Linked DNA regions of Homo sapiens: region 1 is linked to region 2. Evidence: chromatin loops called from intact Hi-C (ENCODE). Cell type or tissue: heart left ventricle. All regions are shown on one strand. Links, peaks and the distances in the headings refer to the core of each region. The heading gives the core; the rest is flanking DNA. Region 1 overlaps SEMA6A-AS2 (SEMA6A antisense RNA 2). Region 2 overlaps LOC105379133 (a long non-coding RNA gene).

Region 1 (9,907 bases), core at 996-8,995, 200 kb after region 2:
GGTTGCAAATATTTTCTCTTAATGTGCCTTCTTTTTACTTTATTTATGGTATATTTTGCCTTGGAAAATTTTTATTTTGGAAATAGTCACACTTTCTATTTTTTTCCTTTACAGGTTTTGCTTTTAGTGTCTTAAAAAGGCTTTCTCTCCCCCAAGATCATAATTGCATTATCTCATGTACTCATTAAACCCTCATATTTTTAACTCTGATATTTTGTTTTTGTTGTTCTTTTACTTTTAGATATTTAATCCATCTGAAATTTATTTCCCAAAGTGGCGTGAGATAGGAATTAAGTTTACTATTTTCCAAGTGGATAGTCAGTTATCCCAGTGCAGGAGGTTGATTTTTGTTGTTGTTGTTGTTGTTGTTAGAAGCTCATACTCTAAGAAGAGAAAACATTTTTGTATTTCACTGTTTCTGGAACCAGCTCAAGAGGAAAATCAACTGGTGTACACGGCCATGCCCAACACTGTCCCGAAGAAATTGACCACACACTTGGAAGCGCAGAACCTATGGTGCATTCATTCTTCATGCAACAGACATAGGTTGTAAGTATAATTTTAGTCAGGTTAGACATTAAGCCTGAATCAAGAGCTTTCTTCAACATTGATCCCTCTCAAAAGCAAATAATCGTTTTCATAAATCAAATTACCAACCTCTGCTTTATCTCCTTTGTAATTAAGATTTTCCTATAATTTGGTTTTTGTTTGAATGAGTACACATTTAAATGTAAACAATTTGCTAAAATTGTGTTAGAGAAAGATTTGCCATAACATTACACACATTTTGGACCAACCTATATTTTGTTAAATTAGCGGTAACCTTAAACGCCACATGCCTCAAAGACATTTTGGACTTATGTGTATTTTCCCAAAGGGCTGAAACAAGGAACCAACTGCATAGAAGACGCGTACCCTCTTTGCCTGAGCACGCAGAGCAGTAGGTGTGTGGGTGCTGACTCTGCCTCGCTACTTCACACCTATAAAATTTTGGCCAAGTCTTCTTAATATTTGGTTGCCTCATTTGCCCTGTCTGTTGAATGAAAATCATAAAAATACTTACATATTAGAATCATTATTATAAAAACTGAATGGGATAACACTCCAAAGCTCTTTGAACAGTATCCACACGGCCATTGTTTCAGTGTTTGGGGAAGATTTCAGGCCAGAAGGGTGCTGCTTTGATAATCTCCTACTTTTGTCTTTTTTAAAACTTTGCATGTTTTCAGTTTATCTTCTCTTTTCCATTATCACTACTTTTCTCGTGTGTATTTTTTAAAATAGAGTCTTTGTCCCAAATTCATTATCAAAGAAAGTTGCAAGGTGTCTGTGGCAAGCACCTTGATCCCCACACCCCGGTTTGATTCCAAGGAAATGTGAGCCTCAATTATGGGCTCTCTCACAGTCATCCTGGAAAGTTGACCCCAGGCCTGAATTACGCCAATGCAGAAGACACTGGGACAATTGATGGGGAAATCACACATTCCCCCATAAAGCTTCAAGAGCATGCTTGCCATGTTTATTCACTAGGGTCCTTTTTGTACTCCAAACACTTATGGCTTGGAGATTTCAGACACATAATCTCAAAAGAAAAAAAGAAGCTCAGGGTTGCCTGGGCTCACCTGGATTTTCTAGGTCTCAAGCCTTTGCTTTTTCACACATATGCTGCCTCCCCAAGAGCCAAACAACGTCTCAGCAGAGCCCCTCATTTTATAGAACCAGGTCTCTGTGCCCCTGTAGGGGCTTCTCTGTGAACTCCATCGTGGTGGAGCAGGTTTCATGTTTTTGCATCTACCCTGACAACTGATAAAGTCCTTGTCACCCAAAAATGGCCACAAAGTGCTTGGGATCCTTTTGCCTGCCATAGTAGGGGTGAAGTAGGAGATAGAAAGATGAGTCAGTGAAGACACTGAGGATATGGGAGACCTTGTTCATTTTGGAGAAGCCCCAGAGAAGAAAAGACTATAAAAAGGAGGTTTGAAAGGCAAGAGATGGGTGGGAGTCACAATTAGGAGACAAGAAGCACACAGCTGTATAGACATCAAAACATAGGAAAGAATTTCTGCCAGGAAGGGTCAATGTTGGGATGATAAGGTTAATAAGGATGGCCAGCTTGGTGGACACTGTGCCCAAATCTAGAAGGAAAGGACTCTCTGACATTGAGACAGGGCCAGACCTTTCATCCTTCCATTCCATGAAAAAATAAGAAGTGCTAAAACAAGCTTCACCTGTGCAAATATTAATATTTAATTTGTAAAATAAAAATGCAATGCTTTGGGGTATGTATGTTATGCATTTTTTTATATATTTCATATACATATAAATACGTTATATATAACATTTTAATGTATATGGTGTATGTGAACATTATTTGAAGAAAAGGTCAAAATAGATCATTAGAGAACTTTTCTGAATGTGAGATTCAAGCCACTAGCCCTCCCGGCCCCTCCTTTATGTAAGCCAGCCCAGGCAAGAGCGGGCCTGGGATACCACAGGACTCAGCTACGCCTGAAAGGGAGGCTGTTAAGGTCTCAATGTTTGTGTTCTCTCAAATTTCATATGTTGACACCTTAACCTCCAGTGTGACTGTATTAGGAGTAAGGAAGCTTAAATGAGGTCATGGGGTGGGGCCTTGATTCTATGGGATTAGTACCCTTCTAAGAACAAACACCAGAGAACTAACTCTCTCTCTCAACATCCCTCTCTCTCTGCTCTCATGCATCAAAGAGAAGCCATGTGAGGACATGGTGAGAAGGTGTTGAACTGTAAGTCAGTAAGAGAGACCTTGCCAGAACACAAATTGCCCAGAACCTGGATCTTAGGCTTCTAGTCGCCAGAATTTTGAGGAAATCCATTTCTGTTGTTTAAGCCATGAAGCCTGTGTTATTTTGTTTTAGCAGCTCCAGCTGACTAACATAGATCATAGATGCCTAGATGGAGGCGATGACATAAAGCTAGCTCTCCTTTTCCTCGTGGTCTGTGGAAGTGACCTTCTGAAGTAACCAGCAAGTAGCATCATCCAACAAAGTGGATTAAAAAAAAAAAGTACCACAGGCTGTCTACTGCAACATTAGACAAATAAAGTACATTTTTAAAAACCTCTACATTTGGGAGCATTTCTTGACAGAAAGCTGCTCATTTGTTTTAAATATTACCTAGTTTATAGTACATGCCTCAGTGGTCTTAATGTGATTGGCATTAAATGTGGTAAGGTGTGGTTATTCACTCATTCACTCACCAAATATTGACTGCAGGTATAGGATGTGCCAGGTGCTGTTCTAATTGCTGGGGTTATGGTGGCTAATGAAGGAGTCCATTTCTGCCCCGATGCAGCTTACCACTAAGTGGTAGGACACAGGCATTAAACAAACAGGTAAATACATACAAGGTCAGATAGCAATAAGTGCTATGAAGAAAAGTAGAATAGGGTAAGGGGAGTAGGAAGAAGTATGGGGAGTTGCTATTTATGTGGTCAGGGAAGGCCTGGCTGAGACACTGACGCTGGATCAAGGACCTGCAGGAGATGATGGAGTGAGCCCTATGGATATCTGAGGAAATGGTTTTGCAGGAAGAGGGAGAAACAAGAGTCTGAGGTGGGAATGGGCAGGAGGCAGGGTGGCCAGAGTAGAGTGAGCGAGGGGGAAAAGTGGAGAAGACAAAGCCTGAGAGCTGCAAAAGTGGCCAGGTGGTATGGGTTTTGGCTTTTACACTGATTGTGACCAGAGGATGGACATGATTTTAATGAATGAATTAAAGGATTATTCTGGCTGCTATTTGGGATTAGATTCTAGTGAGGTAAGTTCAGAAGCAGGGAGACCAGTTTTAAAGCTATTGCACAACCCCAGATGAAAATGATGGTGGTGTGGACCAGCGAGATAATGGTGAAACGGAGAAGTGATCAGACTCTGGATATATTTTGAAGGTAGGCTAACAGGATTTGCTGATGAATTGGATGTGACAAATGGGAAAAAAGGAGGAGTCAAGGACAGCTCAAGATTGTGAGGTCTGAGCAGACGGAAGGAGGATGTTGTTACATGATCAGGAGAAGCAATGTTCATAAGTATCACTCCATCTTGAGTCACCTTCATCAACAATGCACTGAAAGGAACATGAGAGTCTAAGGCTAATTCTTGATCCATAGTTAGTGAATTAACACTGTCATACACCATCTTATTAAAGTTTATTTGCTGTGTTTTGTAAGAAAAACTGCTAACTAGATTACAAAAAAAAAAAAACCTAAAAAAGTAATGTATTGACTAAGGAATTAAACAAAAAGAGGAAATTCCCTAAAGCAAGGGAATCTAGCCAAAAAAAAAAGTCAAACATTGGACTGTAATAACTTAAAAATCCAAGTCTGCAATCTTGTTCAGAAAGCAGAGAATAGAAGGGAACAGTAACAGTGAGGAGGAGTAAAGGTTTAGGGACTTTCAAAAGTTTGCTTCAACAGAAGTAAAGGCTTTAAAAGGTGACTGGGAGAAAGGAAATGACTCAATTGCTTTGAGGCATGCAAAGAAAGGGAGAGGAATTATGAGGAAATCAACATGTATGTTTTTATAAGAGTCTTAATAATACAATTAAATTACACAATACAGTAGTTTTTAAGAAAACAGGTGTGTAGGTTTTCAGTTCAAATATTAAAATGTAACATTCTAGTTTATGTTAATAAGTACTTGGTTATGAATAAAGATATATTTAAGAGGTTTCACAAAGAAACTGACATCAGTTGTTCCACTTGTCTTATATTTAGTGAAGTACAAATCAGGCACTGGTAACTAGTGACTGAATAATCTGAAACCTTTGGAAAGTACTGTATTATATATAACTTATTTTGAAATGTATCATTTAAGCTCATTCCAGACAAAAAGTTATATCTGAAAACACTCTTAAATCTAGCTGTTTAGTCAGTATTTTATAGGACAATTAACTAGAGACTTGTCCCAGGCACAAAATCCAAAATTCAAGATCAAGTTAAGATATTGGGAAACCATCCTTGTATTTTATAATTATATATACAGGGGAGTTTTCAGATGATAAATTTATATTCAACAATGTAGTTTTTTATACTTCATTAAGAACGTACTTTAGATCCAAGCATATCACTTTTTTAAGAACATTCATTGTTCCCAATTATCCAGCCTAAGTTTAGATGTTTAAAACAGCTGTCTTCTGTTTTAAAGTTTCAATGTTAAAGCAAACAAAACATCCTTAGTTGTCTTCATTTCTCTGGTTATAAAATTACTCTTAAATACACATTCATTATAATAAACAGCCTGGAAAAATCTTTCAGTTGATATCAGTACAGAGTTTTCTCACATAATCTAAAAACTAGAATTGGAACAAATTGAAGCATAGTTTTATATTTAAGCATGTGCCAGAACAATCTTCTCTTCTAGTAGGGCTTTCACTACCTGGAAGCAAAGGCCTTGAAAGGCAGTTCTCAAAAACAAGTATATTTTAATTTTCATCATTCTTTTGGCCAAATAGCAAATTCCAAAGTGGTACTTAATCAACCAGTTTATCTGGTTATGAAAAGTATAAATTACATTTAGGTAACTGCATTTTTAAACAAACTCACATCCCAGTAGATATCTTTAAGTCTAAATATTAGTAGGTGGGGCAATTAAAAGAAGTTATTTTGCAACAGAAAGAAGAAAACAGGGCCAAACACAGTCTTTACTCTGTGTTACATAACTAGAGATTTCAACTAAATGTAAAGAGCTTTTGTGGAGGAAAAAAATGGACTTCTGGTTTACTTAACATGTATTGTTCATTCATTACCTTATTTCTCATCTAACATTCTCTTAATTTCCCAAACAATAATTTGATATCAGAAGTGAATGGAGACAAACTCCACTGTGGTACAGTGGAATGATTGTTATACACAGGGTGGGGTCCCACCATGAAGCTATTCATGGAGGGGCAGACAGTAAATCACTGTTAGCAAACTCTAGCTTGCTGGGAGAGCTGGTCCTTGGAGATGCTCTGACATTGTTCCCAGTGAATTCAAATTGCAGTTTATCTCCTTCCACAAGCCTTCTAGAGTTCTATTTATATTCTTATTGCATCTTATTTTTAAGCATCTTGTTTTTGAAATTGTTATATTTACTCGTCACTTTCATCCATAAATCTTTTTCTCCCCATTCAAAAAGCAAATTAGACACGTTATAGTCGAAATTCTGTGTTGGGAGAAAGCCTAGATTTTGTTTATCCTTAGAACTGGAATCTCAAAATCTGAAGAGCATGATATATGTCTAGAGTTTTTTTTTTCCCCTTTTCCTTTTTAAATGGTCCTATTCCATCCAAGGATCTATTCCTTATCCTACTGAATCCTTGAAAAGGAACTAATTGCTTTCACTAACTCATGCCCTCACTTATGTACCCTTACTCTCAGTTAAGTGCTGGAGATACAAGATAAATGACAGAGATATAGTCCGAAGACTTGAGAAACTTGTGATCTAACAGGAAAGAGAAGCATTCAACAAATAATTGCACCAAATATTAATACTAGCTGTAATGTCTGATATGCACTATGAGGTAAATTCACAGGGTACTTTGAGAATACATAATGGAGAATATGATCTATTCTAGACTATCAGGGAAGTCTTGTTGGAGGCAGGGACATTGAAGGATGAGTAGAGGTTAGTCTGGTAAACAGGGAGAGGGGAAGTTCCAGTATTCCAGGCAGGAGCACAAGGGCAGGCCTGTAGTTACAAACAAGAAACATGGAGCTTTCCAGGAACTGAAACACCAGTGATGCTGCAAGAAAGGGAGACAGTGATGGGAGCACGGCAGAAATGAGACCAGAGAGGTAGGCAAGAAACTAATCATGCACAATGTTAAGGCTGTATTAGGGTTTAGGGGTGTCTATGGATGCCTCTGAGGTGTTTTAAGAGAGGCTTGATGTGATCAGATGTGCATCTCTCAAAGATCACTTAGACTACAATCTGGAGAATGAATAAGAGGACAAGAGAGAATAGAATTTAATGTTAATTTGGGAGAAAAAGCAACCAAAAATATTACTATATATTGGTTACAGATACATATGGTATATGTGAAAGTACAGAAACAAAATGTAAGGATGCACAGAAAACTCATAATATCATTACTTATAAAAAAAGAAAATGAGAGTAAGAAAGAGATGTTGATGATGAGGAAGTTAAGTTTTATCCACCATGTTTTATTTCTTAAAATACAGACAGTAAACAAAAATGACAAAATATTAACAGTCATTAATTCTGAGTAATGAAAATTGGGATGTTGGTTATATTATTCTTTGACAATGTTTCAATTTCCTCAAAAGAAAAACTAAGTTAAAAAAAAAGTGAGAGGAGTACCAAGAGAGAGTAGTGTGTCATCAAAGCCAAGAGCAGAGAGTATGTCACAAGAAACAATTGTTGCTGATAATTCAAATAAAATGAAAACGTTAAAATACCCACTGTATTTACTGTCATGAATGTCACTGAAGACTAGCAAAAGGGGATTGAGTAGATGAAAGAGGACGAAGTGGCAGCACTGGTTATCAACAATCTCTGGGGCTGTCTGGCTTTGGAAGAGAGGAGAGAAGAGAGTAGCTTGAAAGAAATGGGATCCAAGGTGGGCTGTTTCTTTATCTTTTTCTTTTTCTTTCTGAGACGGAGTCTCGCTCCGTCGCCCAGGCTGGAGTGCAGTGGTGCAATCTCGGCTCACTGCAACCTCCACCTCCCAAGTTCACGCCATTCTCCTGCCTCAGCCTCCTGAGTAGCTGGGACTATAGGCGCCTGCCACCATGCCCGGCTAATTTTTTTGTATTTTTAGTAGAGATGGGATTTCACCGTGTTAGCCAGGATGGTCTTGATTTCCTGACCTCGTGATCCGTCTGCCTCGGCCTCCCAAAGTGCTGGGTTTACAGGCGTGAGCCACCACACCCGGCGACCAAGGCGGACTGTTTCTAAGATGGGAAAGACCGAAGCTTGCTTACATGCTGATGGGCAGATGCAGGAGAGGGTCTGGAGACAATAGGACAGAATTTCTGAGAACCTGTGAATTATTGGGAACATAAGGAGGGACTGGCCTCCTACTGGAGGAGGGACACTGCCTCCTTCATAAGAAGAGACACTTAGAAAATAATGAGTACAGGCCGGGCACAGTGGCTAACGCCTGTAAGCCCAGCATTTTGGGAGGTCAAGACGAGTGGATCACCTGCAGTCAGGAGTTCGAGACCAGCCTGGCCAAAGTGGTGAAACCCCGTCTCTACTAAAAATACAAAAATTAGCCGGGCATGGTGGCAGGTGCCTGCAATCCCAGCTACTTGGGAGGCTGAGGCAGGAGAATCGCTTGAACCAGGAGGCAGAGGTTGCAGTGAGCCAAGATTGTGCCATTGCACTCCAGCCTGGGCAACAAGAGTTAAACTCCATCTAGAAAGAAAAGAAAAGAGAAGAGAAGGAAAAGAAAAGAAAAGAAAAGAAAGAAAGGAAAAGAAAAAGAAAGGAAAGAAAAGAAAGTAAAGAGAGAAAGAAAGAAAGAAAGAAAGAAAAAATAATGAGTACAGAAGCAAAAATGTTCCCTTCTGATGGACTGCGTTTTTTTCAGGGAAGTACGAGGTATGAAGTGTGAGATATCTGATTACGGGGAGAAAGTTAGAAACGAACTGAGATAAGGCGGTGCTTTGGATGAGATTGAGGTTGATAACAATCTATCTACATTTTTTTTTCCAGCAGGCTTCAGCTGCCCAGTTCAGAAGCAGAGACGGCTGATGTTTACATACTTCAGAACTAGCTTTTAGTCAGATAGATGTTGACCAAAGATAGAGGAGCAACAGAATTGAAAGTATTTGCAAGAGAGAGGGACTGATACTATGAAGCTATGCTAGACATAGAGAGGAATGAAATAAGGAGGGAATAGGTGATCGAGAGAGAAGCAAAACTCAAAATCTGGAGGTCCTCAAGAAATCAGTGAATGCAGGGGGGTGCATGAGCAAGGAAGATTGAAGGAGAAGAAGTGATTGGAAAGCAGGATGTCAGAATTAGTGATTTGGAAGATGGGGCATTTTTGATAATAAGGCCCAGAATGAAGCCTGGAGTAGGTGGAGGAGGGGAGTAGAAAGACAGCATAGATGAGGAAGGCAAGAAATGGAAAAGCCAGAGGGTCAGTGGTTATATGGATGTTAACACTACCATGAGTCATGACAGGTGGAGGGACACATAGGAGGACAATAAGTCTTTGAAGAATCGGATAAAATGAGACCACAAATGTATTTGTAGAGTTTAGCTACCAAAGTCAGCCAGAGGTTTTTAGAGGAGGAGAAATGGCCTGAAAGCAGCATGAGGAGCAAGGATACGGACCTTTCTTTGTGAAGAGGAATAAACGGACAAGAAGAAGAAACAGCCCCCACAAGAAAAAGGCTAGGGAAAAGTAATTGGTCTAGAATACAGCCAGGATTTATTGTGGCAGTGGTTCTCATCCCTGGCTGCAAATGAGAATCATCTATGGAGTTTTAAAACCTACCCATGCCGAGGTCCCAGTCCTTACTGATGAATGAGAATCTTGAGCTTGGGGATTTGCATCACTGAAGAGCTCCCCTGGTCATCTAATGTGCAAGTGGATTTTAAAACCACTGACTTAAGGCAAAGAGGTGGAGGGAACTTTGGAGAAGGGGCTGAGGGTACAGATAGATTTCTTGATTATAAATTATAATGGCCTGAATGTACAAACTGTGCTCCCCAAGTGTGCCCCCATGAACCCTCAAGGAACTGTGAGTAGCAGCAGCCCCTTCTTCTCCCAAGTTCATTACTCCTTTTTGTCTCAAAGCAGAGATTCTGATCAAACAGCTAGATGTGGTCTTTGCAGAGAACCTGAGTTTATCTTTCTGCTTTATTTTAATCTTCCGCCACACTTTTCCAGGTGATCTGAGGAAAGCGGGAACTGTCAT
Region 2 (9,907 bases), core at 715-8,714:
GGAAATAAATAAATAATATGATTTTAGGAAATGAAACATGCTATGAAGAAAATAAGACAAAGTAAAAGATAGAGTGATGGTAGGTAAGTAGAATTAGAGGAGTGTGGAAATGTCAAGCAGTATTAAAAAACAAACTTCTGGCCGGGTGCGGTGGCTCATGCCTGTAATCCCAGCACTTTGGGAGGCTGAGGCAGGCAGATCATGAGGTCAGGAGATCAAGATCATCCTGGCTAACACAGTGAAACCCCGTCTCTACTAAAAATACAAAAAAAAAAATTAGCCAGGCGTGGTGGTGGGCACCTGTAGTCCCAGCTGCTGGGGAGGCTGAAGCAGGAGAATGGCATGAACCCGGGAGGCGGAGCTTGCAGTGAGCCGAGATCGCGCCACTGCACTCCAGCCTGGGCGACAGAGCAAGACTCCGTCTCAAAAAAATAAAAATAAAAAGTAAAAAATAAACTTCCATCAACCATTCAGTGCTCCTTCCCATAGGGACAGTAGAATGGCAAGGTCAGGGTTCCCCACCAGTGGTATGTGAGACAATTCTAAATGGTTTATAGATAAACGTTTTAGAATTTAAATTAAACAGTCATGTATATACTTTGTTGTTATCTCTTTTTACTAGCAAGATATACTATGTTTCTACTTAAGATAATAATAACAAAAAATAAGTTTACTTAAACACAAAACAGGGATTTAAAGAAAATTATTAAGTAAGTAATAATGCAGGTAATATGCAGAAACGGGAAAATCATGAAAGTAGAGCAAGGGTAGCTGAATAAATCAATTGAGTTAATTGCATTAATTATAATTAATATCACCAAATTGGAATCTACTGCCAGTCTTGGTACCCCAACAGGAATGCCCTTCTCTTTCTTCAGTTCAAGAGAAAGATGAAGAAAATGTTGACATTCACTAATTGAAAGGAGCTAATGCTTTTTCATGGACTCGAAAAATTCATTCAAAACTCATTGTACTCTCTTTAAAAGTTGCATGATTCAACTCAAATCTCACTTCCCTACTAAGCTGTTCATCCACACCTTCACTTCCACAGCTTTGCCTTGGACAACCACGGTCATTGTCTTATTCAACTAAACTATAAGTTCTTCAAGGGTAGTGATCAAATCTTACATTATTATATATTTATTTTATGCCTTGGCACAGTGTTAATCCTAGAATCTAAGTTAAATGAATATTTGCTAAGTGAACAAATTGATTAACATAATTTTATGTTTTTGAACTCTGTTTCAGTGATTTTGCAGAGCTGGGATAATATCCCTTATCACTAATCAGTGTCACTTTTGGAAAAGCACTAATATATAAGTGCATTAGTGCTGTAAAAGAAAAAAAGAAGTACAAAAAAAAGCTATGAATATTCTAGTTAAATGTTTTAGATGGGAATAGGCTCACAAGAAGTGAAGTAGAAGTTGGTCAGTAGAATTTAACCCTGAACTGAGTCTTTAAAGAAAGTTTTAGCCAGCAGATAGAATACTGATACCTGAGGTCAGGCAATAGATAATTTAAGAACACTCTTCGCCGGGCACTCACGCCTGTAATCCCAGCACTTTGGGAGGCCGAGGTGGGCGGATCACAAGGTCAGGAGATCAAGACCATCCTGGCTAACACAGTGAAACCCTGTCTCTACTAAAAAAAAAAAAAATTAGCCGGGTGTGGTGGCGGGTGCCTGTAGTCCCAGCTACTCGGGAGGCTGAGGTGGGAGAATGGTGTGAACCCAGGAGGTGGAGCTTGCAGTGAGCTGAGATTGCACCACTGCACTCCAGCCTGGGCAACAGAGCGAGACACCATCTCAAAAAAAAAAAAAAAAAAGAACAACATTCTTCATCCCAAAGGTCAATATGTTGTAATGGCGTGTCCCACTAAAATGAGCCCAATAACTGGTGGCAGCGCCCTAGTAACGATGATAAAAATATTACTACTATATTTTCCAATAGTAGTAATAACCACAAACCTTTAGGGAGTATCTTACTAATCTTAAACTGATAGCAGGTAAGCTTTCTCCTAAGGTTTTTACATGCATAATTTAATTTAAAGCTCATAATAACCTTATGAGACAAGTACTGCTATGATCCTAATTTGTGGAAGCACATAGAAATTAAATAACTTGCCAAGGTCAAATAGCTGGTGAGTAGAATAAACAGGATTTGAACCTAATTCCTCTTGTTCACAGTCACCATAGCACAGAGATTAACTTACCAGAACTTGGTACAACGTAAGGCTTGGAAATAAGGCAGAAATCCACACATCAGACTCCCAAATGTTCCTCCAGACGTAAGTTAGAAACTAGCCCTAGAGTCTTAGACGAAGCTAATTAGACATTGGTGAAGGTAAGACCACAATGACTGAGAACCACAGAGGTCTTAAGCCATGTAGGGCATAAAATGCTGAAAAAGTCACTTCAGGGACTACCAATAAGTGCTGCTACTTTCAGAAATAGTGTATACAAACTTAAAACATTCAGCCATCAGAATGAGTAAAAGCAAATCAGGAGTTTCCTCATCAAAGTCAAGAATAAGACACAAATTACTACAATCATGATCCTTAATTAACACTGTTTTGGAAGTATTAGCCAAAGCAAGTAGGCAAGAAAACAAAACAACAGCGAATAAAAAAAAAAAAAGAGGTATGCATATAAGAAGCAGGGAGGTATAGAATTTGCCATGTTAAGAAACTGTATGATTATATACCAGATTTGTGTAGACTGAAGTCACCTGAGGCTACCTAATTTCAACATCTCATTTGTCTCCGACTCTACATTTGCAGAGTCTGAGGTGATCCCTAGTTGACCTGTACCAAAGCAGCCATGCACATGCTTTGTGATAACTAGGGGTGATCCCTGGTCTCTAGCCAGCCTAAATAAAAAGAACATGCTGTACAGTCAGTCTCTAATCTAAATGAAATATAATTACATCTGAAAAGGCAATCTGCCATTTGAGTAGCTCATTCATCAAAACAATATTTGCTAAAAGCAATTCATCCTTTACCATATTACCCAAAAGAAGTTTTCCTGTTTCACTATTTACTTTTAATTACAGACTTTAATATGCAAATGTAGAAACATGGGCAGCTTTATTAGTCACATTTCTAGCTCAAAATTATTATATTCCTGAGTTTTAGTCTAGTAATAATTCTAAAATTAGATTGCTTAATAACAATAATGAATGTGTCTTTCTTCTAAATACAGGTTAGTAATCTTAAACCGATAGCAGGCTAAATTAAGAGTTGCAGAGCATTGTAAATTTTGAAGCTGTCCCCAAGCAATCATACCAAACAAATCTAATCTATCTTCCTCAGGATGGGATATTCCTTCCTCTTGACCTAGACCTTCCTTTTCCAGGATGCTGATTTGCACTGATAGCAGCCAGTTTTAATGCCTTGAGCTGGCCAACAGAGGACTGTGGGTAGAAGCGAACTGACCTCTTTCTGCAGAGCATCCTGTACGTCAAACTATTGTACTCCACAGTGTTTGTGTGTGTGTGTGTGTATATATGTGTGTATGTGTCTGGGACTTGGTGCATTGCCTGAGTTGAGAAAAAGCTTCTTTCATCCAACTACCTGCAGGTTACCAGCTGGAATAGCAGACAGAAGCCAAAACTGAACTTACGTCAGATCAAGAGAAGGAAAGAAAATGTTGGCACCCAGCTGGTTAAAAGAGAAGGGGAGAATAAACACCTTTTCATGGGCTCTGGAAAGAAAAATATATTCAAAACTCACCATATGATTGAAATGGAAGGGTAACAGTAGATTATTTTCAAAGAAACTACATTTCTGTTTGTTTGTTACATGTATTGAGGCATATATGTTTACAAATAGAAATATACTCCAGTCTTCCCAGGTGTGAAGGGAATGCATAAGGCAGGCTTTGTGCACCTTCACAAGACAAAGTTGCTGTCAACATGAGAATCTTAATCCAGTGCTCCCTGATGAACTTGGCACAAAATCACAGCTCCATGAGATTTGGCTTCCTGATACTGAGAAAGGGAAGGGCTGAGCCTAGGAAAGATCAGGGTCACTACATATGGGTTCCACATAATATACTCTTAAACTTGGAAGGTGAGCCTCCACCTATGTGGGAAAGTTCACGGAGATTTTGGAGAATTGCTGTGTAAGGTTTTACATTTAACAAAGCCTCTTCAGGCAGCAAGAGGCAATGATGACAGCAATAAACTTGGAGTCCAGGAATCTGAATCTGAGGCTGAGATCTACCATTCAGTAGCCGCTGGCTTTGGACAAGTTATCTTCTTGGGTGTATATTTCCTCCTATATATGTAGCATATGAGGAAGAATCCTGCCCTGTCTACCTCAATGGTTTTGTAAGGATTGCATGACAGGAAGTACCGAAAAATATTTTTCAAACAAGAAAACATTGTGTAAACACAAAATGCTGCTGCTACTACTGCTGCTGTTATTATTGTTGTTGTTACGAGTTTACTAGCTTTCAAATTACTTTTCCTACACTTTCCATACTAAATATTTGTGGACTATATAGTACACATTTCAATTAGAACTTGTCAATGGGCTAACATAAGTATTTGGGAATTTCACCCTCTGCAAGGGAGGTATATAAGGTTTAGTCCTGGAGCTTTCAATAACTAAATGTGTGACTTCGGCTGTGATATAAATGAGAATTTTATAAAATGAGAATTTTATTTCTCTGTAAAATAAGAATTTTAAATTAGATAATTTCTAGAGTCCCTTACAGTTTAAATATTCTCTGGTTTCTATCCACTGTTTGTCCACACCACCTCCAACTTGCCCTTGCTCTCACTGTCACTTTGCTTCTGATCTCATACCTCTCCACGTTGCGGTCTAGAACCATGCTTTCTTTTTCATTTTTTCTCTTGTGTCTGACCCAAGGCTTAGGTGTTAGTCAAAGGATATATTTACTGCAAGAAGTATGAATCAAAACCATGATACATTAGCAAATTCTCCCCAGCAGGCAATGAAAATCCTTGCTTTTATGTGTGTAGAAAGGGTTGGAGTTCACAGAGGTGGGTTCAGACAGAAATCTGGGAAAATCTGGGAAATAGGAATGCTAAAGTATATTCTTAATTTTATTATTATTATTATTATTTTAGAGACAAAGTCTGGTCTCAAACTCCTGAGCTCTATCTCAGGCTTTCAAAGTGTTGTGATTACAGGCTTGAGCCACTGCGCCTGGTCAACTCTTAGGTAAATACCTCATATACATGTATTTATTGCTTTACACCTGCCTGATTTTATCATATATAATAGAAAGAACATTAGCTTCCATTTTGGCTCAGCCATTTTATCTGGGGAAAGTCATTCAACTAGTTCATCTAACATATATTATTTATTAAAAAATATGTGCTGACCAATGCTCTAGTCAGTAAAGATATAATGGTAGATAAAAACAGGTGTGGTTCGCGCCCTTGTGGAGCTTGCAGTCTAAATGAAATTATAGTCTTCAATTAAAGAATCACACAAGTAGGTATAAGTTTACATCTGTGATAAGTGCTACAAAAAAGAATAGCAGGGTGCTGTCAGGGCTCAGAAAACAATACCACCAAATGAAGGCCTCAGCAGCAGCCTCAGAAGCAAAAGTTTTCATCCTACCTTCCCCTGTTCTCCTGTCTCTCAGTCCCATTCTCCCCCAAGGCTGGCCACAGAAACTAGAATCCCTCTTCCCCAAGGTGTGTCATGCAAACCAGAACATCCTTTCCCAAAGCCAGCCAGAAATCTAAAATGTGTTCCATGTAACAGAATCATTAATCGATCTGCCTGATGTAAGTGATTTTTTTAGCAAAACTTTAGGTGTCCATGGGCCTTGGCCCCCACAGTGCTAAAACAGTGACTAATACAGGGGAACTGCCCTGGTCAAGAGGCACAGGGAAACCTTATCTACAGACGTGGTGGCTGAACTGACATCTGAAAAGAAAGTAGGAGTCATCCAGGCAAAGAACAAACAGGGTGGCAGGAAGGGCGTTCCAGTTAGAAGGAACAGCAAGTGCAAAATTTTATTGCAGTTTAGTTAAATAAACTAAGCATGTCAGGGATGTTGGGGTGAAGAGCATGAGAAGACCATGTGAACTGAGGCGAGAGAGGCAGACCAATTACAACTGGCTTTGTGGACCATGTTAAAGATTCTGGTCTTTCCCTGAAAAGCAGAGGAAAGTCACTTAAGTGTTATAAATTGATGGTAGCGTAACCAAATTCGTATTTTGACCAGATCCTTTGGCTGCTGTGTAAAGAAGAAATTCAAGGCCGGGTGTGGTGGCTCACGCCTGTAATCTCAGCACTTTGGGAGGCTGAGTCGGGCAGATCACTAGGTCAGGAGTTCAAGACTAGACTGGTGAACATGGTGAAACCCCATCTCTACTAAAAATACAAAAATTAGCCTGGCGTGGTGGTGGGCACATTTAATCCCAGCTACTCGGGAGGCTGAGGCAGGAGAATCGCTTGAACCCAGGAGGCGGAGGTTGCAGTGAGCCGAGATCATACCATTGCACTCCAGCCTGGGCAACAAGAGCAGAATTCCATCTCAAAAAAAAAAAAAAGAATAAATTCAAGAAAGTCAAGCGTGGATTCCAAGAGACTAAGATCGGAGCTTAGGGCAGGTTCCTGTGTTGCCCACTGCAAAATACTCACGCACAATTTTGGATGAGTTGAGTCCTAGGCACTTTTGAGATCCAAATTAAGATACTAAGTAGGGAGGCAGTTGGATATATAAGTCTAAAGCTGAGAAGGGAAGTCAGGGCTGACAGTAAACTTTTGAGCTAGAATTTATAAATTAACTGTGAGGCATGGCCTAGAATGAGATTATCTAATGAGAGAATGAAGAGGAAGAATAACTAATCTCAGAGCCTCTGTCTCTTCAGCTGTAAACTAGCAATTGTAGTAGCTGTTTTACAAAATTTTTGTAGCTGAGATGTAGAAGCACTCAACAAAAATTCCGATATTATTATTGTATTAGGAGGAAAAAAAATAAAAATTAGCCAGTCACAAAGCTATTTATAGTATGATCCAATTTTTTTTATTTTAAAAAAGTATCTTCAGGCATAAAAAATAGACCAGGCTACACTTACAACTTACCAATAATTATTGTCAGATTAGAGCAATTTAAATTTCTCCTTTGTGTACATCAGTAATTTGTAAACTTTCTGCAATGAACGTGATTCTTTATATAGTGAAAAAATACAATGTTTTGCTTTTTCAATTATATGAAAGTACTTTTCCAAGGATTGAGCCAAAGATGATGAAATGAGCTGAAACAACAGCTTATGTGAATGGCCAGGGTTTAGCACACATGGTAGAGTGGCTTTGTTTGAAGCCAGTTTGTGTTTCCAGGTCTCTGTCATAGAGACCGAGAGATGAACTTTTGGGAACTGGACAAAAGAACTGTTTTGGTCTAAGGTGACCTGTCTGGAATTGCATGGCACATGCGGCCCGAGAACCACTGGCCTTGCCAAACCTTTTGTATATCATTCTCCACAAAGAATCATCACAACACACAGGTCCTTAGAGGCCTGGAAAATCCATGCCTAATTGCCACACACGCAACACACACACACACACACACACACACGTGTGCTGCTTTTACAGCAAAGGCTAAAATCTGCTTGATTCCTCCTAAATAATCTGTAAGTTTGTGATAAGCTTCATCCTTATTTGCATGGTTAGGGTAAGAGTGCTGGCAGGGAACATGGCTCAGAGCTCTCAAGAACATGATGTCTGTCTCCCTGCTTGAGTTCCCTGGCCTTCGGCATAAGGCAGGAAGGGCCGGCTTGCTGCCACATCAAGGATGCCTGGCTCATGGGTAGAGACTCTGTGTAGTGTGGTAGAAGGAGCTCAGTTCTGGAAGTCAGGAAACCTAGATCCTGGCCCCAACTTTGCACAAATCAGCTGAGCTGTGTGACACTGACCAAGTCCTGTGACCTCTCTTTGTTTTAGGGTCTTTGTTTGTTTTCCATCTGTAAAATAAAAAATATTTCCAACAAAAGATCCCATGAAATGCACAGGCTGAATCTATATGATGACCAGAGCAGAAATATAACACATGAGGCTTGGCACAGTGGCTCAAGCCTGTAAGCCCAGCACTTTGGGAGGCCGAGGCAGGCGGATCACGAGGTCAGGAGATCGAGACCATCCTGGCTAACGCGGTGAAATCCAATCTCTACTAAAAATACAAAAAAAATTAGCTGGGCGTGGTGGCGTGTGCCTGTAGTCCCAGCTACTCCAGAGGCTGAGGCAGGAGAATGGCATGAACCCGGGAGGTGGAGCTTGCAGTGAGCAGAGATCACACCATTGCACTCTAGCCTGGGCAACAGAGTGAGACTCCAACTCCAAAAAAAAGAAAAAGGAAAGAAAGAAGGAAAGGAAAGGAAAGGAAAGGAAAGGAAAGGAAAGGAAGAAAGAAAAAGAAAGAAAGAAAGAAAGAAAGAAAGAAAGAAAGAAAGAAAGAAAGAAAGAGAGGGAAAGAAGGAAGGAAAGAAAGAAAACACATGAATTTGAATGTTTTTAGACAGGTTAACAGTGGCCCTCTACTAAAAATACTACCTCCCACACCACCTAAATCTCCACCTTCTAGCCATCCTCCTTCCAACCACCACACCACCACTCCCCACAAAATCCCTTGCTCCACTTTCTATAGAACCCTTATAACTATCAGAAATGATAGTTATTCCTGGAATAAAGAGTGCAAGTCTCATCTTGGCTCACCTACTAACTAAACGTAACAAAATCCCTGTGAACCTCAGCATGCACATCCATAAAATAGAGAAAGCAATAGTGCTTACCCCATCCCATTACTGGGTATATACCCAAAGGATTATGAATCATGCTTCTATAAAGACACATGCACACTATGTTTATTGCGGCACTATTCACAATAGCAAAGACTTGGAACCAACCCAAATGTCCAACAATGATAGACTGGATTAAGAAAATGTGGCACATATACACGATGGAATACTATGCAGCCATAAAAATTGATGAGTTCATATCCTTTGTAGGGACATGGATGAAACTGGAAGCCATCATTCTCAGCAAACTATCACAAGGACAAAAAACCAAACACCGCATGTTCTCACTCATAGGTGGGAATTGAATAATGAGAACACTTGGCCACAGGAAGGGGAACATCACACACCGGGGCCTATTGTGGGGTCAGCGGAGGGGAGAGGGATAGCATTAGGAGATACACCTAATGTAAATTACGAGTTAATGGGTGCAGCAAGCCAACATTTTTCATATATATATATATATATATATATATATATATATATATATATATATGAAAAAAAGAAAGCAATAGTGCTTACCTCACAGGAATGGAATAGCTTAAAAGTGGGGTGAGGAGGGCCAGGCACGGTGGCTCACGCTTGTAATCCCAGCTCTTTTGGAGGCCAAGGTGGGTGGGTCACCTGAGGTCAGGAGTTCGAGACAAGCCTGGTCAACAGGGTGAAACCTTGTACCTACTAAAAACACAAAAATTAGCTGGGCATGGAGGTAGGTGCCTGTAATCCCAGCTACTTGGGAGGATGAGGCGGGAGAATCACTTAAACCCAGGAGGCGGAGGTTGCAGTGAGCTGAAATCATGCCAGTGCACTCCAGCCTGGACAACAAGAGCAAAACTCTGCCTCAAAAAAGAAAAAGTGGGGTAAGGAGGTTTCTTAATGCAAGGGCATCAAGGATAGCAGATTATATGGTTTGGCTATATATTTGGTTAAATATGTAACCATAAATATATGACCTCAGGTGATCCTCCCATCTTGGCCTCCCAAAGTGCTGGTATTACAGGCATGAGCCACCACACCCAGCTGCCTTCCCACAATTTGCCGACCTAGAAGCTCTATATGGTTTGGCTATATATAGATTTGTCCCCACCCAAATCTCATCTTGAATTGTAGCTTCCATAATTCCCACGTGTCAT

The links. Peaks named below come from ENCODE experiments on the same cell type or tissue, not always from the same donor. Only the 100,000 strongest peaks of a DNase experiment are listed, where the experiment ranks them.
Region 1: it touches region 2 in a loop (4-fold over the local background); 14 of 110 quality-filtered maps call a loop at or near these places.

The regions. Positions count from the first base shown.
Region 1 is chr5:116,578,123-116,588,029 of GRCh38, reverse strand. All of the region lies in intron 1 of SEMA6A-AS2 (SEMA6A antisense RNA 2), which reads right to left. Among named protein-coding and RNA genes, the nearest start is that of SEMA6A, 8.3 kb to the right of the region's middle. RefSeq lists enhancers at 9,242-9,875, 9,876-9,907. In heart left ventricle, for the core only: no CTCF peak of the experiment used is centred there; no DNase peak of the experiment used is centred there.
Region 2 is chr5:116,782,691-116,792,597 of GRCh38, reverse strand. The region is part of intron 1 of LOC105379133 (a long non-coding RNA gene); the gene reads right to left. Among named protein-coding and RNA genes, the nearest start is that of LINC02214, 25 kb to the right of the region's middle. RefSeq lists a silencer at 7,596-7,833. In heart left ventricle, for the core only: no CTCF peak of the experiment used is centred there; no DNase peak of the experiment used is centred there; H3K27ac peaks cover 1,468 bases.